Regions from separate parts of the Homo sapiens genome. Here regions 1 and 3 are each linked to region 2. A link is a loop called in an ENCODE intact Hi-C map of the cell type or tissue named here. Cell type or tissue: PC-9. All regions are shown on one strand. Links, peaks and the distances in the headings refer to the core of each region. The heading gives the core; the rest is flanking DNA.

Region 1 (8,535 bases), core at 422-8,421, 180 kb after region 2:
GTTATGTACCTTGGCATATTCTTAACTATGTGGATATTTTTTCATAAAAAGGGGATCTTAAATCATTTTCTACTTTTCTTTGTGTGTGTGCAATCGGCATGGGGCAAATCTGACAGGATACTAGGATGCCACACAGAATAAAATCCATAGATATTATTTTTTAAATTATATATTGACAAATTGTATATATTTATAGGGTACAAAGTGATGTCATTTTTTAATATAATGTGCCATAATTAAATCAAGTGAAATAATATATCCATCATCTCAGCTCACTTTTTTTGTGATAAGAACATTTGAAATTTATTGTTTTAGTGATATTAAAATATACAGTACTGGGCCACGTGTGGTGGCTCATGCCTGTAATCCTAGGACTTTGGGAGGCCGAGGTGGGCAGATCACATGAGGTCAGGAGTTCAAGACCAGCCTGGTCAACATGGCGAACCCTCCTCTCTACTAAAAATACAAAAATTAGCCAGGCATGGTGGCTCACGCTTGCAATCCCTGCACTTTGGGAGGCCAAGATGGACAGATCAATTGAGCTCAGGAATTTGAGGCCAGCTGGCCAACATGATGAAACCCTGTCTCTACTAAAAGTACGAAATTTATTAGCCAGGCATGGTGGCACATGCATGTAATCCCAGCTACTTGGGAGACTGAGGCAGGAAAATCGCTTGAACCTAGGAGGCAGAGGTTGCAGTGAGCCGAGATCACACCACTGCACTCTAGCCTAGGCATCAGAGTGCAACTCCATCTCAAAAAAAAAGAAAAAAGAACTATACAGTACTCAATTATTAGCCATATTCACCATATTGTAGTATTGATCTAAAAAAAATCAAACTGATGATAGTCAAAGGGGACAAAGCCTCAGTTAGATGGGAGGAATAAGTTTAATTTCTTTTGAAATTAATTCCACAGATATTATAACCTACAGGCACACATAATGCACTAGCTACAACACAGAGGAGAAATGAAAGTAATTTATAATAAATACTCTCCACTTTAATATGGAAATGCTCAGTTTAGGACCACACTGGAAGACCTGGGGAGCAGTCTATGCCTACACCACACATGTGCAGCTGCACGTGCAGACTCACACAAGTGGGTGGTCTCAGTGACTCACTCTGGCGGCATCCCAGGGAAAGTGCCAATCCAAACAAAGTGAAATCTCCCCTCAATACATGGTAGCTGTAAATCTGGAAAATTCCATGTGTATTAAAATCATGCAAAAACATACTTTGTTTTTCTGCATAAAACGAAATTAGATTCTGGGCTCAGATAATTATAAAAACCTGTCTCACCTATAGGAATGTCTGACAAAACATCCAATATTTGTGAGGGATGTGGAACAATTCTTTGATGGGCAGTGCTGTGCTGTGCATTGTGGAAAATTTAGAATCCCTGGCTTCTCCCAAATGCCAATGGCACTCTCAAATATTACGACAACCAAAAGTAGTCCCATCAATTTCCAACATGGCCCCTAGTAGGCAAAATCATCCCCACTGAGAACCCCTGACCTAGGTGACTGGGTTTATGAGGAGGTAGACTCAAAAAATTTAAGTGAATCACCAAAGTTGACATTGCTAGGAAGTGGCAGGATCAGAACTATATGTGTAATTCACATCTGTTGACTCTCAATCCAGTGCTATTTTGTTAGGTATATTCACACACATGTAGCCATAAATGTATATGTTACATTTATATATAGATGCATACACGTATGATAAAATTTGTTTTATTGAGAAACTATCTAGTCAACATTTGACTACATCTGAATTTCATAAAAGCCTGTTCTGACATTTCAATTAAAATTAGTTCAGTCATACTGCTCAACTTAGGTGAAACAGATATGCAACACAGGCTAAAGGCAGGAAAATGTTGCATCTCCTAATTACTACAGACTCTTCCATTTCTATGTGGCTGGCTGGGTAATCAGACCACCTTTCCACTGAAGCAACCACTTTCTACTGAAAACAACTGCAGAGGTAGGGGAGTCCCCAAGACCACCCTCACTTCTGACACCAATTACAAGTTTGGGGTCCCCAAGATAGCCACAAACTTGAAACCTTGCTAGAAGGATTCACATAACTCACTGAAAGCTTTTATACTCACAGCTGTGATTTATTATAGCAGAAGGATACAGATTAAAATCTGCCAAGGCCAGAGACACACGGGGCAGAATCCACATATGGAGCTTCCATTGGCCCCTCCCAGCCAAGTCATGGACAGTGCCAACTTCTCCCAGCAAGGATGTGAGAAAATGTGCACAGAGTGTTGTCAACCAGGGATGCTCAACTGAGCCATGGCTTCCAGTTTTTACTGGGGCTCAGTTGCTTAGACCTGGCTGCCCGCCTTAAAACTGACCTTTAGTTTCCAGCCCTTCTAGAGCTCGAGCTGATACCATGTGACTCACAGCCCCAACTCAAAATCACATCATTAGGCTATTGGTGTGGACCAGGCTCTCAGGTACACAATGGCATTCATATTGGGCAGTACATTCCAAGGGCTTAGAGATCCTCTCCCAGGAGCCAAGAGCAAAGGGCAGATGGCTCTTGGTTAATAGAAGACCCATCTGCTCATAATGCTACTACCTCAAACTATAAGGGTAAGTCAGAAAAGAATTCACCTCATACCCTCCTCCAAGAGAGTGCAAGGATGTTTACCTTGGCACCAAGCAGTGACAGAAAGAGGGAAAGCTATCCCTGAGATATTACCACAAGCTAATCTTGACACAGATTTGCAACCTAGCCTCCCAGATTTGCAGTCCAATAAAACCACAGGTTGTAAATGTTGTTTAAATTGGCTTTGAAGTGGTAGTGCCTTCTAGCACTTGGCAGAAGTAAATTCCAGTCCTCTCTGGAGGAATATGCCTTTATCCTAGGCCTCGAAGAAGTCTCACAGTAAATTTTCTGAAAAAAAATGAGCAGCTTATAACAACCCAAGAGTAGGAACCAACAGAATAAAAGACAGCAAAAACAGACCTGCAAATACTTTGGATATCAGAACTATCAAAGAAATGATAAAATAACCAGGCTTCCTCTTTTTAAAGACATGTAAAACTCTAAATACTGCAAAAGACACTAAGAGAGCTTAGAAAAATGAATCTATAGAGTTTTCAAAGATTTGAGCCTCTTCACAAAACACAGGTAGACAATAAGTAGAAATTATTGTTTATAGAGCTGTGGATAAGCTAGGTTGGCTTTAGTCAAAAGTGCATTCTAATTTTTGTCCTTCTTGATTTAAAAAGTAGAGATCTTATGATAAATATTACTCAGTGCTATTTTAAAAAGAAGTGTAAATACAGCTGTTCCTCATTTACTATGCCTCACTAAAAAATAAAATTAATTGGGTCTACCATTTATTAGCTAGTTGCCATTGGACAAATTACTTAGTAACATTAGTCTAAGTTTTCTGTGAAATGAAGATAAGAATAGCATTGACTTCATTTTTAGTAAAATGAGGATGGGGATAGTATTGACTTCCTAGGAGTATTGTGAAGAGTAAACAAGATGATGCATGTCAAATGCCCAGCACACTTGGCTTATAGTAATTGATCAATATAATATGGCTTTTTTTTTTTTTGGAAAAAAAAAGGAAAATGTGATGTTTTAAAGATGACTAATTATGGGCAACTATTTGCTTGATAAAATTATACACTATGGTGTTCCTTTAAAATGAGGTATATTAACCCACATTGATTAAAACAATCTTTTACTCCTGGACAGAAAAGTCTGCCATGGAGGCAGAGAGGAGAGCCAGTGGGGCCCATTGTTTACAGGTGTTTACCTTGTCAGGTCATTATATTCTTCCAGTTCCATTTCCTTCTCATGTCTCGCTTTTCACTTCCCTTCAATTCTCATGTCTTTCCACTCAGTGAACATATAAACAGTTGGACAATCTTTAGCAAAATAACACTTAAAACATGTGAAAACTATTTTATTACCTCTTCTTTGTTGATCAAGTTGAATACATCAGCTCCTTTAAACTTTTTGCTTGGCCAGTTTTCCAAACCTTTAATCATCACTATTTTAGAACCTACGAGAGTTTTATCATATGCCATTTAAGTGTGGAGCCCAAGGAAGACATTCATTCAGTGATGGTCTGACTAATGCTGACTCATCTGGAAGGTGAGTGTCCTGCTCCTACTTATGTTTCCTAGGATAGTATTGTGCCCGATGTTATTCTTTCAGGGGTTGGCAACTGAAAGAATTTGGCCTGTAGGCCAAGTCCACCCACTGCCTGTTTTGGTAAATATTTGAGTGTTATTAGAACACAGCTACCTGTATTCATTTAAGTATTGTCTGTATCTACTTTTGTGCTGCAACTGCAGAATTCAGTAAGGTCTCTTGTGACAGAGACCTTACGACTCAGCAAAGCCTAAACTCTGGCCCTGTGATCACTGAGTGTCAACTTGATGGGACTGAAGGATACAAAGTATTGATCCTGTGTGCGTCTGTGGGGGTGTTGCCAAAGGAGATTAACAATTGAATCAGTGGGCTGGGGAAGGCAGACCCACCCTTAATCTGGTGGGCACCCTCTAGTCAGCTGCCAGCGAATATAAAGCAGGCAGAAAAACATGAAGAGGGAGACTGGCCTAGTCTCCCAGCCTACATCTTTCTCACATGCTGGATGCTTCCTGTCCTCGAACATCGGACTCCAAGTTCTTCAGTTTTGAGACTTGGACTGGCTCTCCTTGCTCCTCAAGCTTGCAGACAACCTATTGTGGGATCTTGTGACTGCGTACATTAATACTTAATAAACTTCCCTTTATATATTACATTTATACTATTAGGTTCTGTCCCTCTAGAGAACCCTGACCAATACAGGACCTTTGCAGAAAATGTTTGCCAACTCCTGCTTGAAAATGTTACTCTGCTCGTGAGCCATATTTACCCTGAATACCTTCTCTCCAGCCTCATCTGTCTCTCTCTCCTTGCTCTCATCTCTCTACCACCTCATATCTTTCTTCAATCTCTCTTGTCCACTACGCTGAAGCCACACCTGCCTCCTTTCAGTTCCAGGAAAACACCAAGACCTTTCTTGCCCAGGGACTCAGCACAGGCTATTCACTCTGTCTAGACAGCCCTCTCTGTCTGGAACAGTCTTCTTTCAAAAGCGGATTGCTTCTCATTGCTTTCCAGCTCATATCTCAGAGAGGTTTCCCTAACCACTCTACTCTGAATAGTTCTTTCTCTCACATATCAATTATTCTTTTCCACATTACTCTGCTTTTTCCCTTCAAAACACTTATCACAACTGGAAGTTTTTTATTTATTTCCTTGTTTAAGGCCCCTGTCCCCCCTTGTTCTGTGAGTTCCCCGAGTGAGAAACAATGTCTGTTTTGTTCACCACTCTATCCCCAGAGCAGAGCACATAATATGTGCTCAATAATAAATTGCTGAATAGATGAACAAATAAGAGGCAAATTTGCACGTATAATGACCTTCCTTTTATTTTGTAATTTGGATTTTCTCTTTAAATGTAAGTACTCCACTTTGATAATGTTTGTTATATTTTCTCTCCTTTGCTCCAAATTATCAAGGTCCTGTGGTATTTAAGGTTTTTTTTTCTCTCCTTCATGGTAATTTTTCTCCCAGTGTGATGCCATTTGCAAACTTAATGAATACTATTTGGTTATTTATGTGGTTAGGAGCAGAATGAGGAAGACAGGTTGTACTGACTGCTCTGTTACATTTGGGACATTTCAGTAATAGGAACACTGAATCTTCACAGAGAAAGCCTCAGCTCATTCCTGAATGAGATGCTGAAAATAATGTATTAGAATATTAATGAATACCTCATAAATTGTTTAATGTTGGTTTCTGGAATATTTGTACATTGATGCCAGTATACATTTTGATTTCTAGAAAAGCATTCCCATAAGCCAAAATTGATTATACTTACATGCTTTAATTACAAAAATTTTCTGCAGTAAATATCTCTTCACAGTAAAATGAGATACACTAGAGAAAATTGGAATTCTTAAGCAGTGTAACAATTATGGCTCTGATTAAACTCCGTCTCTGCTTTGCAGTGATGGTCCGGCCAAAATGAAAGTTTTTCTGTTGCTGGCTCCACTGTACACATCTCCTCACCTAACACCCATCAGAACAGCCCCCGAGGCAAAATCCAACAGCTCCTTAACAACTCAAGAACACTATACAGAACTTAGAAAACGTAGTTAGGGCCAGTAATTCTCAGAGTGTGGTTCCCAGACCAGTAGCAGCATCACTGGGAACTTGTTATAAATGCTAATTCCTGGGCCCCACCCCACCCTACTGAATTAGGAACTTGGTGGGCTGTGTTAGAGAAAAGCTGTACCATGACCCTTGTTAAAGATGGTAAGACAGACATTATTCAAAGGAAGGTACTACAACAGGGTTTTGTAATAGGAGAGAGATTGGGCTCAACTCCGAATACAATAAGGATGAGTGGGAATTTATAGCTGTATTAGTCAGGGTTCTCTAGAGAGACAGGACTAATAGCATAGATGTATATATGAAAAGGAGTTTATTAAGGAGTATTGACTCACACAATCACAAGGTGAAGTCCCACAATGGGACGTCTGCAAAAAGGAGCAAGGAAGTCCCAAAACCTCAAAAGTAGGGAAGCTGACACTGCAGCCTTCAGTCTGTGGCTGAAGGCCTGAGAGCCCCTGGAAAACCACTGATGTAGGTCCAAGAGTCCAAAAGCTGAAGAACTTGGAGTCCAATGTTCAAGGGCAGGAAGCATCTAGCATGGGAGAAAGATGGAGGCCAGAAGACTCAGCCAGTCTAGTCCTTCCACGTTCCTCTGCCTGCTTTTCTTCTAGCGGTGCTGGCAGCTGATTAGATGGTGCTCACCCAGATAAAGGGTGGGTCTGCATCTCTCAGTTCATTGACTCAAATGTTTATCTCCTTTGGCAATACCCTCACAGATACACTCAGGAACAATACTTTGTATCCTTCAATCCAATCAAGTTGACATTCAATATTAACCATCACAGTAGCTAAGGAGCAGGAAGGGATCAGAGGATGGGAACTTACTTGAGGAAACATCACGAATAGGGGAAATTCTGGCTAAAGGGACCTAAGAGGATTCTTGCAGAAGGCAGGCCAGGGTGATCAGACATCACCTAGGCGATGGTGGATGATCAGATATTCAGGGTAATTGTATCTGGAGGGTGGAGAATTCTAGTTAAACTGATTTAGTAGGATTCTTGCTAACATGGACAATGCAGAAACAAACACAGAAGCTTAAAAGCCAGGGTCTCATTGAGAAGAGAGTTCAGAGGAGGCTGACTGGAATTTGGTGAAACAGAGAATCTTTGTCAGGTGCTGGAGAGGCAAGGAGAAAGGAAGTCAGCGATCTGTGTTGTAACAAGCCCACCAGAAGAATCTAATACAGGTGAACTACTGAAGTAGGCAGAAAAAATTTATTCCAGGTGGTGTTTAGGTAGAAAATCTGTGTTTTAACTCACTTATGTAAAACACAGAGGTCCCCTAGCTACGTATGCTAAGGAGTGAAGCTTTCCAACTGGGTCCATTCTCTTCTGATACCTACTAAGGCATTGTTTCTGGGATGAGTCTCCAAAAGTCAGCAAATTTCTTCTCTGGTCTGGAGGGCTTTTCTTCAGGTAGGTTTTACACACACTTCTCCTGACTCAGATGTGAGTAATAATTGGGCCAGGACCTTTCTTCTCTGCAGTCTACATTACACACTTACTTGCCAGAACTTTGACTTTCCCCACTTTTTTTTTCATTAAAATTGACCTTGGACTCTCCCTTGTTAGACTTGCTCTACCTTGCGGGCTGAAATGGAAAAGAGATTTTTACATCTGAGTAGTCATTCATTAACTTGAGCATGCAGGATCACTGGATGCCTGTTAAAACAATTGCTGACCTCCCTTGATCACCACCAAGTTTTTTGATTCAGTAGGTCTGGAGTAGGTTCAAGGATCTGTATTTGCATAAATTCCCAGGTGATGCTGATGTTGCTGGTCTGGGGACCACAGTTTGAGAACTACTGTTATGGAAGAGTGAAAATTAATTTAATTCACCAAACAGTACTCAAAGTTTTTAAAACAAATGTGTGTTTACTAGGTATGTTAGTCCGTTCTCATGCTGCTAATAAGGCCATACCGAAGACTGGGTAATTTATAAAGTAAAGAGGTTTAATTGACTCACAGTTCCACCTGGCTGGGGAGGACTTGGGAAACTACAATCATGGCAGAAGGGGAAGCAAACATGTCCTTCTGTCCTTCTTCACATGGTGGCAGCAAGGAGAAGTGCTGAGCGAAGAGTGGGGAAAGCCCCTTATAAAACTGTCAGATCTCATAGGAACACACTCAGGATCATGAGAACAGCATGGTGGTAACTGCCCCCATGATTCAATTACCTCCCACTGGGTCCCTCCCATGTCACAGGGATTATGAGAACTATTGTTCAAAATGAGATTTGGGTGGGGACACAGCCAGATCATATCTCTGGGTACTTGTCCAAAGCATATCCTAACTGGGAGGATTTTAATTTTTTAATGCTTTTTTTTTCAACTTCA
Region 2 (8,535 bases), core at 382-8,381:
GGCTCAAACCATCCTCCCACCTCAGCCTCCCAAAGTGCTAGGATTAGAGGAGTGAGCTACCTCGACCTGCTGATTTTACATTTTTTAAGGGTTGTTTTTTAAAAAATAAAAAGTATAATATGTATTCTACTTTGAGACCATACATGGCTCATAAAGCCTAAAATATTTACTATCTGGTCTTTCACAGAAATAAAGTTGCTGACTCTTGTTTTAGAGGATCATTATTTCTTAAACACCATTTCTTGAAATTGAACTTTTGACTCAGGTTTGAAACTGTCATCCCTGCAAAAAACTCAGATGCTTAATATTCTGTATTGCTAACTAAGTGCAGATCCATATGCTTTGAAAAGGAACTAGCCAGAAAGTAGCTATAAGATTTTCTAAGGCAGATTTCTAAGGCCTAACCAAGATCCACACCTGAGCACATGGTCTACCCTCTGTACTCAGATGACACTCAAGCAAATGGCTTGCTGTCTGCACTTAGTTGACACCATGTGGATGACCTGCTGTCTGCACTTAAGAGGGAGCCATGGTACTTTGTACCTCTGTTGCATTGCTAAGCGTATTGCAGTTTCAGAGGAGGGTCATTTCCATAGATGCCTTTATCCCCTCTATACTTTTGATGCCTGGGGGCTTTTGACAGGGACTGTGTTTTACTCTTTATTGCCTATACTGAGTAATTTGTGTTTGCTCTGAATTGGATTAGTAAGTCCTTTCACACCTGATATTCATACATCACTGTATCGTTTTCTTCATTAATTCTTTTTATTCTTAAAATTGACAGGTTTTTGTCTTGTATCATTGTTTCACTGAATCTTGGTCTCTTTATTAAAATCTTGTATATGAAATAACAGTACTTTGCTCTGATTTACTATAAAACATTATTTTAGTGCTCTTCTCAGAAGGAAGAACCAAAAATCTGTCCCAGGACTTGCATATTATGGTGATGGTGAAGGGCACTCTGATCAGATCTAAATCTAGTGTAGGTTGCTTTCCTTTATGATCTGCTTGCTGCTGTTTTTCTGGGGCAGTGACTTTAGAGCTCCTATTGAAGAGGAAGAAAGAGATCCTTGGCCATTTTTGTTTCTTTCATCATGTGGTTTTCATTGTGAGAAATAATTTGTTTGGGTTTTGTTTTTAATTACCAGAGAACCGAAAGAAGGAGGTATGCCCATGAATATTTCCATAATGCCATCTTCACTCCAGATGAAAACCCCTGAAGGCTGCACAGAAATCCAGCTTCCAGCAGAGGTCAGGCTTGTACCTTCCTCTTGCCGTGGGCTACAGTTTGTTGTTGGAGATGGACTGCACCTGCGACTGCAGACGCAAGCAAAATTAGGCACAAGTGAGTAATATTAGCACTTCTGCTGCTGTATTTACCTTTTTGTTATAAACCAAAGGTGATTTTTCCTTTGATAAGTTGAACTTTTCCCAGGTGAAGGGGTTGAGAAGCTCTAGGGTCTTTGTCAGCTCTGCCAGTTATTGGCTGTATGCAATTGAACATGTTACTTAACCTTTCTGAGGCTTCTTCCCTCCCTCCCTTCCTTCTTTCTTTTCCACCCACAGCAAAATTGAGCAGAAAGTATAGAGATTTCCCATTTACCCACTGCCTTGTTTCTTTAATTGTAAAATTTTCTGGCTCACAGATGGGAAGATTAAATCAGATGGCAGTTGTATAAGACCTGATTGATTTTAAAGCATTACATGGAAATTTATTCATTCAACAAATATTTTGGTTTGTGCTATGTGCTAGGCATCAATCTAGGTTCTGGGGATACAGAGTGAACAAGGTAGGGGAGGTGTCTGCTCTCATGGAGCTTACATTCTAATTGGTGGGAGCAGATAATGAGCAAACAATTTAAATATTAAGAAAAGTGTTATGATAATATAAAACAGAATAATGGGATAGGGAGTGACTAGGGTTGGCTGAAGGATGATCAGTGAAGGCCACTCTGAGGAGGTAATGTTTGACCTGAGTCCTGAATAAGGAAATCCTATCCATGTGGGGACTGTTCCAAATAGAGAAAACAGTACACAAAAGGTCCTACAGTTGAGTTTGATACTTAATTTGATTTTAACTTTTACTATGCCTGTTATATTTACAACATTTTGTAACTGGTATAATGATTCGGTAAGGCAGTGGAAAATTTGCTTTTTCTAAGACCTCAGGGTTATTTATTGTATAAAATTATTGGTTCATTACATCTATTACAATGTACGTAATATATGCTTTGGGGGATTAAAATTATGTCAAAGGGGGAAATAGGCTGTAAAAGACTTATGTGATGTTTATTATCAGAGAAAGATTGTAATTCTTTCAGCTGCACACTGACACTTCGCTGCTGCCTCATCTGTAATAAACCTTTCATCTGCGCTGTGTGGATCCTGGAGATGGGGTCAGGAGGAGTGTTTGGAAGAGCCATTTAGGAGATGTTGAGTATTCCCCTGAGTCTGTGCTCTTGGCTTTTGTGAGGAAAGAGAAGATAGAGAGGGTTTCATTTCTTTTTTACTGGAGAGCAATTTTTGCTCAAGTCCTGGGTTAGTGAATAACTAGTTTGAGTTGGGCAGGGTTAGTTTTAGGAACAAAGGGTAGGGAAAAGAGATGTCATGGCACTTAAATGTTGTAGGATAAATACTAGGAATGACTGTTGGAATAACCATAGCAAGAAGGTTAGGGTCACCGAGCTGGGAAGTAGACTCCCTGATTGCACCTAATAATGGGCAGAGAAAGTGTTGTTTCAGGGAAGAGGCCATGGGAGGCTGGATGTTGTGTTGTCATCACCTTCTCCTTCACAACAGTTACCTCTTTCACAAGAGTAACCACAGCAGGAATTTTGTGTTGGGTTCTGAGATTTGGGAAAGGCAAGCATGAAAGCCACAGTGGAGTGTTTTCTGGGATTGTGATTTTAGAGATGGAGGAATAGAGACCACCAGGGACATAGTATTGGGTTTTTGCCCATCCATATTCTGTATTCTGTAACTGAATATACAAATATCAAAACTGGAATTATTTTTAAAAATTTAAATCTGCAAACATTGTTTAAACTATAGGACAAAATAAATTGACTGCTATGTGCTGATTTGCATATTGTTTGTGTTCACTGGTCTCCTATTTCTTTACACTTTTAATATATTTTGCTCAAATATCTGAAAAGGAAAATTATCAAAGTCCTGTTCCATAGTGCATGAAAGAGTATGCAAAACAGATTCCTCAGCACTTAATTGCCTGAGTGCTTTCCATATAATAGATGGTGTATAAATATTTGTGGAATGAATAAATATGAATAGATATGTACTGGTGTGAACTTGAATCAAACTGTTTTGTAGGAAGTGACTTGAAAGTTTTAGCCTTCAGTTTGTGTTTCAGGGTTTTTTAAAAAGATGACTTTTCAATGCTAAGAACACCCTTTTAAGGACAACTATAGTAAACATCATACTGGTATACTGCTATTTTGAGTGTCAAACTGTGACCCTCGGTGTGGAACTAGCTACAGTAGGATCTATTAGAGCACACGCATTAGATTGATCCCCCGCAGCAACGCTCTCCCAGGATTCCTCTATATCAGAAACTGAATTTTAAACCCGACCCAGTGCATCATGCTGGGTGGCCAGCAGAGGGTAGTGTTTCACTGAAAATTTGTTTGTGGGTCTGGAAAAAATATTTTGGATTCCTAGGTCTCCTTTTAATCTGCTCAAAGTTAAAGAATAATACTGTTTATTGCACCTTAGTGCTATAGGGATTTCTGGCCACCCCTTAAAAACTGTTAAGATTTTTAATTGCCAAGGCGTAAACCTTCTAGCATCAGTTTTTTAAAATCTTAAAATACATACAGAAAAACACAAACCAAATCCACATTGCTTGATTCTGATGGATATGACCTCATTTCTTTAATTAGATTTTTATAGACATATTTTAGTTCATTCTTTTAAATGAAAGTTTCCTTATTTCATAAAAGAAATAATAGAAACTAAGGGAACATGCGGCCTTATGCTGCTCTTTCCCATAGTGTGAGAAATATACATTTTTCCCCACAGCTTTCAACGTTTTACCATAGCTTTCATTAGAAATTGATTTTTGATCTGGGAAAACTGGACTCTTTTTGGAGCCATTTCATTCCCAGGGAGGTGTCCAATAAACATTAGTTTGAGATCTTTGTTTGTTCATATGGTTATATGCTAGACTGGACATAAACCTTATTTAAATAAAATTAAACTCAAAGTTGGCTGGGCACGGTGGCTCACGCCTGTAATCCCAGCACTTTGGGAGGCCGAGGCAAGGGGATTACGAGGTCAGGAATGCAAGACCAGACTGGCCAAGATGGTGAAACCCCGTCTCTACTAAAAATACAAAAATTAGCCAGGCATGGTGATGGGCGCCTGTAATCCCAGCTACGCGGGAGGCTGAGGCAGAGAATTGCTTGAACCCAGGAGGCAGAGATTGCAGTGAGCCCAGGTTGCGCCACTGCACTCCAGCCTGGGTGACAGAACAAGACTCCATCTCAAAAAAAAAAAAAATTAAACTCAAATTTAAGAGCTCTATTTGTTCACACTGATGAAACACTATTGTGAGACACAGCAGAGGGAAGCTGAGAATGTTGGAGATCTGTGTAGTTAGCTTGATGAGAAGGAAATAGTTCTTTTTCACTCATCCTTAATGTTGGTATTTTTAGAATGAGAGAACTAACAAATGCTACATGCGTAATCTAGAGCAGTACCTGTCTCTGGAACACTTAGCAAAATCTGTTGTTTTCAAAAACACTTCACAATATTTGCTTCTGCTTGAGTCATCAGATAGTATTAATTAAATGTGTACTTCTGGGTGGATCATAAACTGTTTATGGATGGTAATTTATCGTGGCTATTGAACTGTTTAAGTATGTTAATATATTTGTTTCAATCTCTAAGATTAGCTATTTCATTGACTTCCTTTAGAACTGATTTCAATGTTTAATCAAAGCTCGCAAACCCAAGAATGTTGCACGTTTTATTGCCAATCCTGCGGTGAAGTCATAATAAAAGACAGGTAAGGAATATATTTAACACTGATTAATTCTGTGCCTGGCAATGGTTATCTCTTTTTCTATCAGAATTTTTCAAGTAATTGCCAATGGAGTAGTATATGGCCTTAAAGTGAGAGCCAGCTTAATGTCACTTTGAACAAAATTAGCCACAAAACTTGCTAGCAATCGCAGAGTGATTAGCTCTTAGGGACATAAAGGGGAGCACTAGGATGCTGGCTTTGAGAGAGGAGTGCTTATCTTGGCCGAAAACCTGTGCTGATCACTGAAGCACCTCCCTCCTGAAAAGAAACATGGGACCTGTCACATTTCATCCAACACGATGCTGAGTGACATTTTCCACATTCAGTGATTTTTTCCACATAACAAGCTTTTGCACAAAAACTTTTTATTTGAACTGTTTTTATCAGTGCCTTTCTAAAATCCATTTCCTATTTCTCCTGCTTATTAAAACAGAGCATACAGAGCACAAATTAACCTTTTGTCAATGATTAGGTTAATTTTGTCATTTATTCTTGCCATGTGCTGTGATTGCCCTGTTGAGATGGGAAGGACTCTTTGTTGGTTTTTTCGTTGTTGTTGTTGTTTTTGGGTTTTTTTACAGTCCCTAAGGCTTTTTAATTTCTTTTTCTTTTGTCCCTCATGTCAGCCTTCTTGTTTCTTGGGCACAAACCCTTCCTCCTAAAATTTCAGCCACGAGTCATTCATCAGCTGGAGAGACAGATTAAATCCTAATTATTGTTAATACTATTTAAAGAATTTAGAGTTCTTTATTAGATGGGTTTCCTGAGCCATGTTCCTAAGACTTATAAGTGAACGGATCCTTCCTGTCTGAAACCTGCTTCTCTTCCAGTGTTCCTTATCTCAGTAATGCTGTACTTCTACCTGTGTCCTCAAGGTAGAAACCTGGTGTTGCCAGAAGTTCCTCCCTCTGGAGGCAGGGGAGTCCAAGCCTTCGGCTGTCTTGGGCTACACATAAAATACACTAACACTAACAATTGCTGATGAGTTTTTAAAAAATTGCCAAAAAAATCTCATGTCTTAAGAAAGTTTACGTATTTGTGTTGGGCCACATTCAAAGCCTTTGGGCCATATGCTCTAACGTGGGTCAGCTTGCTCTAAGGGGTTCCCCCCATATCAGTTGCCAAGTTCTTTTGCTACTTTCTTCATAGCATGTCTTACATAAGTCCACTTTCCTCCATCCCAGTGCCTCTACCTTAGTTGAGGCTACTGTTTGTTCACCTAATTACACTTGTTGCCAACTCCTCATCCATTGAGCCTCCCTGTAGTTTTGTCCTCTCATCTGATCTATTTTAGCACAGCTAAGTAATTGTTCTCAAATGCATCAGGCTCTGCTGGTCAAACCCCTCCATGGCCCCCCATTTCTCCAATATAAATTCCAGAAACATGCTACATTAGGACCTTTATGAGTTTACCTCTATTTACCTCTCCACCCTCACATTTCATATCTCTTTCCCCAACCTATTCCTCCTCCCCCAAAAAAACATGCCATTATTGACTGGCATTCTGTACACAGCTCTGGTGATCAATGTGCAGCCCCACAGCCTTTTCATGATATTTTTTCACCCTGGGGCCTTATGAAAGTGACTTCCTTTCCTGGAGGAATGCACCCCACACTCTGTCTCCCCCTCGTTGGCTCCTACCTGAACTTCAGAATTCAGCTGACGGGACAGGTACTGTTATGAGCCTTCTCTCAACCCTGGGTTGGTTTAGGTGTTCGTCTAAGGTTTATTTGCCTGTCTTCACAATTAAACTGTAGGCTCTCGGAGTGCAGATAATCTTGTTGTCCCCTGTATCCTTTATCCCTACTCTTTTGAGAGTGCAGTACAGGGTAGTCCCTTCTGAGTCTGTCTAGTAGTACAGACTCAGAAGCCAGAGCAGCTAGGTTTGCACCTGCCATTTACTAGCAGTGTGACTCTGGGCAAGTTACTTAACCATTCTGTGCCTCAATTCTTTTATTGCAAAAATGTGGCTAACAGTAGGACCTACCTCATATGGTTGCTAGGAGAATGGAGTGAGTTTAAGTGTTTATGACAGTGCCTGGCACGTGGCAAGCATTCAGTATGTATTAGCTACTGCTATAATTACTGTTCTTATCATCATCATCATCCTCCTCAGCATCAGGCACTGTCCCTCATAAATAGTATGCTCTCAATCAATTTTTGCTGGGTTGAATTGAATAAACGTTGACATGTTTGTTTTGGCCTTCTACCAACCTCTCTTGCTTGCTTCCTGATTTCTGTCAGTGTCCCAGGTAGATGAGATGGCACAGAGTTACTCTGGCATAAGTGAGAGGTTACAAATGGAGGATCCTCAGAGTGACTGTCTTGAGTAAGAAATGAGGTGACTTTAAATTTGCAGAGGAGGGAACCTCATCTTTGCTTGAATTACCTAAGGGTTGAAGTTATTGCATGTACTCGGTGACAGGCCCACTTTATCCTGAAAGGTTCAGGGGATCTCAGTTTACATTGTAGTTGAACCAAGAGTGTTTTCCTTCTCTCAATCTATTTTAGGCGTTGGTTGAATTCTCAGAAGAAGTTTCTGAAACATGCATTCCTAGACAACAATAGGGATTCCTAGAAGTTACAGTTGGAACATGTTAAATCAGTGTAACAGTATTTCCGGGTTCTGCTTACAGTAAAGGATATGCTGGTTCATTATTGGCTGTTATTTGTGTTTCATTGGAACAGGATGATAATATGAAAAATCTTTTATCTGTTGCCCCCATTTTTTCTGTTCAGGAACTGTATCTTCTGTGTCAGTCCCTTTTACAGTCATGGAACTGAGAACTAAAAGGGCAGCACTCACTCTCCCTAACCCTGACCATCGGCAGGCCCTGGAGGCAGGAGCAGGAGAATGGGGACCTGGGTTTGAAATCCAGCTTCTTGACTTAGTAGCTGGGAAGTTGTGTTTGTACTACCTCAGGTTCTTCTAATACAGCCTTCTAATAAGGCCTATTTTCCAAACTTGTCAAGAGAGTTAAAGGATGTAACATATGTAATAGTTAATGCTCGACAAGGTCTTTTAAATTGGTTTTATAGACTTTCTACCCCCTTTTCCAGATTGCTCTTATTAGCAAACTAGCAAATTATCTAGTTTAGTGTTTCAAACCTTTTTGTTTCAAGACTGTGATTCACATACTCTGCAGGTGCCGAGGAAATGAATTCCCTTTCTCTTTTTCTCTCTGAGAAACAGTGGACTTGACTTAGCCTTTGCCTCATTTAAGCAAGGCTTACCCAAAAACCTTTTCATGTCACACCTGTGTGCCTGGCATATGCATGCCTCTTCAGTAATGCAGAGAAATCCTTAGTAAATGACTCAAGGCTTTGCTTACCTGTAACTCTTAGGTAGCATGCCCTGTGACTGAGTTGTATGGAAAAAGACGCTTCCTTAAGTAACTGCACATGGATTTCATGTTGACCATTAATGTCAAACCCAGTGTTCTTCTTATTTCTCCCGCAGTTATCTGTTTTATGTGAGTGGTAAGGACAACTTT
Region 3 (8,535 bases), core at 149-8,148, 720 kb after region 2:
GCATGGATTTAAAGTCAAACTGCCTGCAGTCTAATTCTAGCACTGCTGGCACTGCCATTTATTAGCAGCATAAATTTGGGCAAGTAAGGTCACTTCTGTATGACTGTCTCCCCATTTATAAAATCTGAATAATAACTTCATCTACTTTGGAAGATTGTGACGATTAAATTAGGTAATATAGCTAAAGCATTTAGAATAATGTCTCATAAATAGCAAACACCATGTAAGTATTAGAAGATAGAGGATCTTCACAAAACATAACTGTTATATAGATATTCATCTATTGAATTGACAAATGTCTGATGGTCTGTTTCTGTATACAAAATTGTGTTAGGTGTTATAGGGAGTACAATAAAATGCAGTACATAATACTAGATCCCAGAAGGGAAGAGGTAAGATGAGAGTCTGAGCTAAAGCAGCAGAAGTGATAATGAAGATGCATGGATAAATTTATAAATTAGAAAACACAGGTGGGCACGGTGGCTCACAACTTAATCCCAGCACTTTGGGAGGCCAAGGTGGGTGTATCACCTGAGGTCAGGAGTTCGAGACCAGCCTGGCCAACATGACAAAACCCCGTTTCTACTAAAAATACAAAACTAGCCATATGTGGTGGCACATGCCTGTAGTCCCAGCTACTTCTGAAGCTGAGGCAGGAGAATTGCTTGAACCTGGGAGGCAGAGGTTGCAGTGAGCCAAGATCACACTACTGCACTCCAGCCTGGGCTACAAAAGCGAAACTCTGTCTCAAAAAAAAAAAAAAGAAAAGAAAACGTAAGACATGATGACTGATTAAATGTGGAAATGAAAGGAAAAGGGACATAAAAAACGTCTCTTACTCCATCTATTAGCTTGTATGTTTATATAAAATATATTGTAGAATGAGGGAGGAAATGCAGAGAAATAGACTTCGAATGAAAGATAATGAGGTTGATTTGGATATTTCTAGGTTGTGGTACCTATAAAAGTAGAGATAAATCTGGAGCTCAGGAGAAAGGGATCCTGGAATTAGAGTTGAGATCATTGTAGAGGCCATAGGAGTCACTGAAATCACTCAGAGAAGACATTCAGAGGGCAAAAGAAATTTAGATCATACCAACATTTAAGAGACAATTTAAGAGGCTAACTCAACAAAGCCAGAAAGAATAGTTAGAAATGTAGAGACACCAAAAGAGTATAATATTGTGGAAATAAAAGCTGGAAGAAGGTCCCAGATGCCCAATTGTGACTGAAGCTGGGAGATTGAATATGATGAAGAGTAGAGATAGATCCTTGTATTTCAAGATTCAGTGATTGAGTTACAGTAAGTTGGTAGATACATTGTGGATAATGGCAATGACTTAGATGTCACCTATAGGACAAAACTGGAGTTTCTGTGGTTGCCACCTACTCACTGACTTGCTGAGCAAACTACTCATACTGTTTAAGCCTCAGCGTTTTCATCTGTATAAACAAAGCTACTAATGATACCTACTTTATTTGATTCCTGGAAAAAATGTAAGCTGCACAGTGCCTGGTACACATTATTCACTCAACAAATATGGCCTATTACATATAATGGTATTATTATAGTTGATTGATGAGAAAATGATAGGTTAGGACGTGGAGTCTATGAGGAAAGGAAGCAAAGACATAAAGCATTCACTTGAGTAGAAAACAGTGTCCAAGGAAAGATATATATGTGGTAGAGAGAGGCTTGAACATGTTTTTTAGGCAGAGAAGAAGGAGTCAGTAACTTAATAAAAATAATACTGTTATTGAAAAAGGAGGCTTCTTTATTTAGAGAAAATTTTTTCGTAAAGGAAAAATTTCACAACGAGATAATATGACAAGTTCAATAAATCAATAACAGAGTAATATTTGGATTGAAACATCTTTGAGTGAATCTAATTTATGAAAACACCTACACTTTGTTGGCTGTTCTCAAGAAAAGTGAATGCTTCTTCCATGAGGTGCTTTCAATTTATAATTTTTTATTGCTTGTGAAATGAAAGCTAATTCTTGAAAAATGTAGCCAAGAGTCCAGGCAGGTTTACCTAGATGGGATATCAGCTCTTTCTAACAGTTTTTCTAGTCATGTGAGAATCAGAAAGGCATGTGTGTGTGTGGCAGTGGAGGGGTGAGGGGTTTGTGGGGAGAGAGAGAGAACAAGGCAGGCAGTCAATCTTTCAGACAAATCTCAAGCTACCAGTAGGGTACAATGGAAAACACTGATTCCTGTTGGCCTTAAAATATTCAGCAAAGTTAAATATCCTTTTCCTGCAATTAAAATAGCTTATATCAAAAAGACAGGTAATAATAGATGCTGCTGAGGATGTGGAGAAAGGGGAATCCTAATCCACTGCTGATTGGAATGCAAATTAGGACAGCCACTTATAGAGAACAGTATGGAGGTTCCTCAAAAAAATAAAAATAGAATTACCATATGATCCAGCAATGTCACTACTGCGTATATATCCAAAAGAAAGGAAATCAATATATCAAAGGAGATCTGCATCCTCATGTTTATTGCAGCACTATTCACAATGGCCAAAATATGGAATCAACTTAAGTGCCCATCAACGATGAATGGATAAAGAAAATGTGGTATGTATACACCATGGAATATTATTCAGCCATAAGAAAGAATGAAATTTTGTCATTTGTAGCAACATGAATAGAACTGGAGGCCATTATGTTAAGTGAAATAAGCCAAGCACAGAAAGACAAATATAGCACATTCTCACTCACAGGCGGAAGCTTAAAAAGTGGATTTCCTGAAGATAGGAAGTAGACTGGCAGTTACCAGAGACTGGAAAGGGGAGGGGATAGAGAAGAAGAAGGGAGAAGGGGGAAAAAGAATATAAACGTATTTATTACCACTGAACTATAGACTTAAAAATGGTAAAGATAAGCCGGGTGCGGTGGCTCACGCCTGTAATCCCAGCACTTTGGGAGGCCGAGGTGGGCGGATCACGACTTCAAGAGATTGAGACCATCCTGGCCAACGTGGTGAAACCCCATCTCTACCAAAAACACAAAAATTAGTTGCATGTGGTGGTGTGTGCCTGCAATCCCAGCTACTTGGGAAGCTGAGGTAGGAGAATCACTTGAACCTGGGAGGCGGAGGTTGCAGTGAGCCGAGATCCCGCCACTGCACACTCCAGCCAGGGCGACAAGAGCGAAACTCTGTCTAAAAAAAAAAAAAAAAGAAAGAAAGAAAAGTAAAAATAGTAAATTGTGTATGTATATTTTATCTCAATAAAAAAAAAAAAAGAAAGATTCCTTTTAAAAAAAAGTAGCCCCTACCAGAGTACATGGAGATCAGCAGCCCCACAATGGCCACAGAAATGAGAAAAAGGGAAAATGGCTGGAAAGTACAGAATACTTTCAGTAAGTAACTTGGTTCAGAAAACAGCCACTCCCAACATTATGTTTTAAAGAGGTGTGATGAACCATTTTGACTGCCAGATATCATTTTGAGCTTTGCCAAATTAATCCTTATGCTTGTCAAACTGAAAGTTTAGAAAAATGTAACAGCTACTTCTTCACGATTTTGCCTAAGAGTTGAGCCTGCAGGCCAATGAAGAAGGTCCTTTTAGCTCAATCTCTATACCCCTCCAATCCCTGGACTTCCTCCCTCAAAGGCTCCGGGCTCAGTCAGTAGAAAGAGAAGAAGACTGAGTGAAATGCATGTCACTGGACTTACTTTGCCCTCTTATGGCAAAGGCTGAGCACAGCTCATTTCTGTGAAACTTCTCTGTTGAATTCACACTTTCTTCCTGGCCATCCGTTGTCAGCAGGAAAAGAATCTAATGGGCCAATTCACACAGAGTTGCTGATGACTGAAAATGGTTGATTATGAAATCCCTTCAGGCTATTTACATTTGTGGGAGAGAATTCACAAAAGCACTGACTCTGAAGGTAGGAATTTTAAGTACCTAGGAATGATCTAGGAGAGATGTATGAAGACTTAGAACTCTTCCTAGCACTTCACCAATTTTATCATATAAACAACAGCATATTCTTAACTCTGACAATTCTTGGCAGGCTAGAGGGCTGAGGATACTAAGAATAATAATCATGTGACCAGGGTCCCAATTCTAAACCCTGCCTAGAAAAGAAAAGTCTTCATGACCCAAGAAAACAAATTACCTCCTTCTTTTGTGCAGCCCTCATCATGGACTTGCTGTGACAATTAAATAGATCTTGTACTGATTTTTTTCAATCCATTGGTTAAAAATGTATTCCCAACAGTTATTCTAATCTGAAAAGAGAAGAAAGAGGGAAAAAGTGGTTCATGGAAACTGTACTCTAAAGTAAATGCTCAGGCCATTTTAGGAAATAAAAAAATTTCACTGATGAAACATTTAGTCTAAAACAACACTGAATAAATATTTATTAGGTTGTATCATTTGTAGGAAAGATACTATACTGTTGTGGGCAAATATAAAGGAGAAGACTAATAAATTACTATGTAGTGAAACATAGTAAACATAAATATGAGAAGCAGGTCTATAACCCAGAACAAGTGTTTGTGGATAGGATGTGGATGAAAGGCATAATAAAGTTATCAAACATTGCTTTACACCAAAGACAATAGCAAATCCCTGTCTTTATGTAGGGAAATTGCTTTCACAAACTTTTTAAAAATTTGATCCTTATAACCACCCTAAGATGTTAGGTAATAGAACATTAGAAATTCAACTGCAGCAGAGATCCGGAGAGAACAGAGGCTTATCTAAAAGGTTACATAGCCGGCAAACAATTTTGGGGAGGGATGGGAGAGGAGACAAGACAAAGTCATCCTACTTAGCATAATTATTGGCTGGCACACAATTTTACTATACCCTCTGTGGAAACTTAGGGTTACTCAAGTCTCAATAATTCTTCACTTGTTCACATGCAAAGCATCTTATTTCAATTTGATTATTCACTACCCCTAGGTATTTAGCTCAAGATAGTCTCACTCATGTGAATTGACACATGTACAAATTTGCTCACTTTCTGCATTGTTTTTAATGACAAAAGTTTAAAAATCACATAAATGTCCATAACTTATTTTATCCAGTAGATAAGTTATGGCCCAACCATACAATAGAGTACTGTGCAGCTGTCAAATAGAATGAAACACTTCTCTATTAATATGGAAAGATCTCTGTATTCACTTCCTAAGGCTGCTGAAACAAAATCCCACAAACTGTGTGGGTTAAGATAATAGAAGTTTATTGTATTACAGTTCTGAAGGCTAGAAGTGATACTGGTGGCGAATCCATATGGGTCTGCTGCAACCTCAATTTTTGCCTCCTCAGAAGAAAGAATTCGACTGAGGGGCATAAGGCAGAAGGAGAGACCAAGACACATTTTAGAGCAGGAGTGAAAGTTTATTAAAGAGCTTTAGAGCAGGAACAAAAGAGAGAGTACACTTGGAAGAGGGCCAAGTGGGCGACTTGAAAGACAAGTGTGTGTTTTGACCTTTTGACTTGGGGTTTTATAAATTGGCATGCTTCTGGAGTTTTGTGTCCCTTCTTCCCTGATTCCTCCTTTGGGATGGGCTGTCCTCATGCACAGTGGTCTGCTAGCAGTCGGGAGGTGAACATGCTCATTTGAGGCATTCTTCCCTTACTGGTGGCATGTCCCTGGAAGGTCATATACCAGTTAAACTTCGCCATTTTGCCTCTTAATGTGCATGCTTGAACCTACTTGCCCGACTCCTGATACATACCAGGAAGCTGCTGATCACCAGTTTCAGGTTTTTTCTATGCATAAGGAGACTGCCTTTCCCTGGCACTGGCTGTAACCAATTATTATTTTAGAGAGACAGTTAACAACTGCCTGATCATCACCTGATGGTTGTCTGACATTCATGGTGGTGGGGGGCCCTTTCCTGCCCTTCTCATGCCTGACTAGCTACCTACTGTAACAGAAGTCCCAAATCACGGTGTTGGTAGTGCCATGCTCCCTCTGAAACCTGTAGGTGAGAATCCTTCCTTGCCTCTTCCTAGCTTCTGGTAATTTGCCAGCAAGCCTTGGGGTTCCTTGGCCTGCAGTTGCATGACTCCAATCTCCACCTCTGTTGTTACATGGCATTCCTCCTCTATGTCTCTGTCTCTTCTTATAAGGACACTAGTCACATTGGACTGAAGGCCCGTCCTACTCCAGTATGACCTCATCTTAACTAATTACATTTGCAACAAACTTATTTCCAATAAGGTCACTTTCTGAGGTATTAGAGGTTAGGACTCCAAGATACTTTTTGGGGGGATACAATTCAATCTATAACAATCTCTAAGATAAATTATGTAAAACAACAACAACATGCAGAGCAGAGTAGATGGCATGATACGTTTGTGTAAAAGAAATATACACACAAATATTACACAAATGTTTGTAAACTCATTAGAGTATCTCCAGAACAATTCATAAAATGCCAGTGGCCTTCATGCAGGAGAACTTTGTAGCTGGCAGAAACAGGAGAGAAGAATTATACTTCTTAGTTATTGCTTTTTTTGTACTTTTTGAATTCTGTGTTAACTATTTTTAAAAATTCCCTTCCACAACTATTCTTCAGTTACTGTGAATCTATTTAACATCCAATTCCCTCAAATATTAGGAGAAGGTATTGAGATCATTTTTTTCTGGGCTGCTCTGGCAAGATTAATCAGAAAGGGAATTCACTCGGTTTAATGCCAATCTGAAATATTAAGTAGAGAGAGAAAAACCAGAACCAAGATGAGATAATGGGCTCAGAAACTGTGTGACCAGAATCCAAAGCTAAGCAAACACATATGACAGAAGTTGAGTTCAAATTCTCCAGCAGAATAATTATGGATGTGAGGGCCAGGATCAGAAATAGCAAGGCAAGTCACACACACAGTGGTGTCTTAGTGGGCAGTATTTTCTAACCCTGCCAGTCCTAAGAATCATCTTTTCCGCATACTCTGCTTCCATCAGTCTGAGGCCTTGGCCACAAAATCTGAATGTTTAATATGTGCAGAGAGAAAGTTTGGCAAACACTAAAGATTAGAGAGAGAACAGAGGGAGGAGAGAGACTTAATGACTATCTTTGGTGTTACCTCTTTATCTATCTGATTCTGCCTTAAAATTAACCCTGATCCTAAGGTATAAGCAAGCTCTTCAGCTCAGGACTATTTGGGGTGACCTAGCTTTTGCCTCACCATCCCACTGTTATCCTTTATTCATCCCTGCTTCTCCCCAATAACTCTAATATTAAAATTTCTCTGACATGAGCTTTTCATTTCCTCCTGTATTATTTACATCCTCAAGGAAGATGGTCAAACTGATATTCCTAAGGGTTTCAAGTGAGAGTAAGCATAAGAGATCAGGATCTAGAATGGAATTGATAATGGAAGAACTACAATTACCCTTCAGGATTAAAATTAGGTCTTTCATAGGATGAAAATTAGGTCTTTCAACAGAATTAGAAAACATGCTGTTGATTAAAAAAATTTTCAAACTATATCTTGATGTAATTTGTTTTGTAAGGAGTTAATAGTGTGCTGCTTAAATAGGACTGGTAGTACAATAAATTTGGAAAATACTAATAATTATTCCCTCTTTAAAGACTCACTGTGAATATTGTAGTTAAGGCTCTAAGAAGTCTTGATGTAAAAAAAACTGTTTGATTTCATTGAACTCAGAGTTTAGAAAACTTACTTGACTACATATCTCTTTTTTACACTGTACTTATTGAAGTTTTCTTGCAAATCTGCGGTTCCAAGAAGCATAGTGGATGAAATAGGACTATTTCTTGGCACATTTATATATTTAACAAACATTATCAAACATTATCTAGAAGAATAAACTAGGCAAAATTTTTTTCCACAAAACATAGGGAATTTTTTTTACAAGCTCCTTTACTAACATGCATTATTTTGTAATTTTGTTTTTAAAAAATATAGACATTTTCTTGAATATTCTTCTTTCTAAAATATGATTAATATGAGAACACACTAGATTGTTGATCTAGTAAGTGTTGGTTTATTGCCTAAAAAGAAACACCATATTATCAACAGAGTATATAGACAACCTACAGAGAGAAAATATTGAGAAACTATATATATCTGACAAAGAACTAATTCTAGAATCTATAAGGAACTGAAACAAATTAACAAGAAAAAAAATCCTTTAAAAAGTGGATAAATGACATGTGTAGACATTTCTCGAAAGAAGATATAGAAATGGCCAAGAAACATGAACAAATGCTCAACAACACTAGTCATCAGGAAAATGCAAATTAAAGCCACAATGAGATACTACTTTACCCCAGTCAGAATGGCCATTACTAAGAAGACAAAAAACAATAGATATCAATGTGGGTGCAGTGAAAAGGGAATGCTTTTCTACTATTGGTGGGGATGTAAATTAGTACAACCACTATGGAAAACAGTAGAGAGATTTCTCAAAGAACTAAAAGCAGACCTACCATTCAATCCAGCAATCTCACTATTGGGTGTCTACTTAAAGGAAAAGAAGTCATTATATCAAAAAGACGCTTGCAACTCATATGTTTCTTGCAACACAATTCACAATTGC

The links. A loop is a pair of places that touch in the nucleus more often than their neighbours do. Peaks named below come from ENCODE experiments on the same cell type or tissue, not always from the same donor. Only the 100,000 strongest peaks of a DNase experiment are listed, where the experiment ranks them.
Region 1: a loop joins it to region 2, with 8 times the contacts of the local background. A loop is called at or near these places in 3 of 110 quality-filtered maps.
Region 3: it touches region 2 in a loop (12-fold over the local background); 8 of 110 quality-filtered maps call a loop at or near these places.

The regions. Positions count from the first base shown.
Region 1 is chr6:82,871,587-82,880,121 of GRCh38, reverse strand. No RefSeq gene overlaps it. Among named protein-coding and RNA genes, the nearest start is that of UBE3D, 190 kb to the left of the region's middle. In PC-9, for the core only: no CTCF peak of the experiment used is centred there; a DNase peak (open chromatin) is centred at 4,171; H3K27ac peaks cover 2,060 bases.
Region 2 is chr6:83,050,636-83,059,170 of GRCh38, reverse strand. It overlaps UBE3D (ubiquitin protein ligase E3D), which reads left to right. Exons shown (of 10, transcript NM_198920.3): 2 at 1,149-1,345; 3 at 4,933-5,023. Among named protein-coding and RNA genes, the nearest start is that of UBE3D, 11 kb to the left of the region's middle. In PC-9, for the core only: CTCF peaks have their summits at 1,220 (motif pointing right), 3,407 and 3,606 (motif pointing right); no DNase peak of the experiment used is centred there.
Region 3 is chr6:82,326,832-82,335,366 of GRCh38, reverse strand. No RefSeq gene overlaps it. Among named protein-coding and RNA genes, the nearest start is that of TPBG, 33 kb to the left of the region's middle. In PC-9, for the core only: no CTCF peak of the experiment used is centred there; a DNase peak (open chromatin) is centred at 3,836; H3K27ac peaks cover 1,347 bases.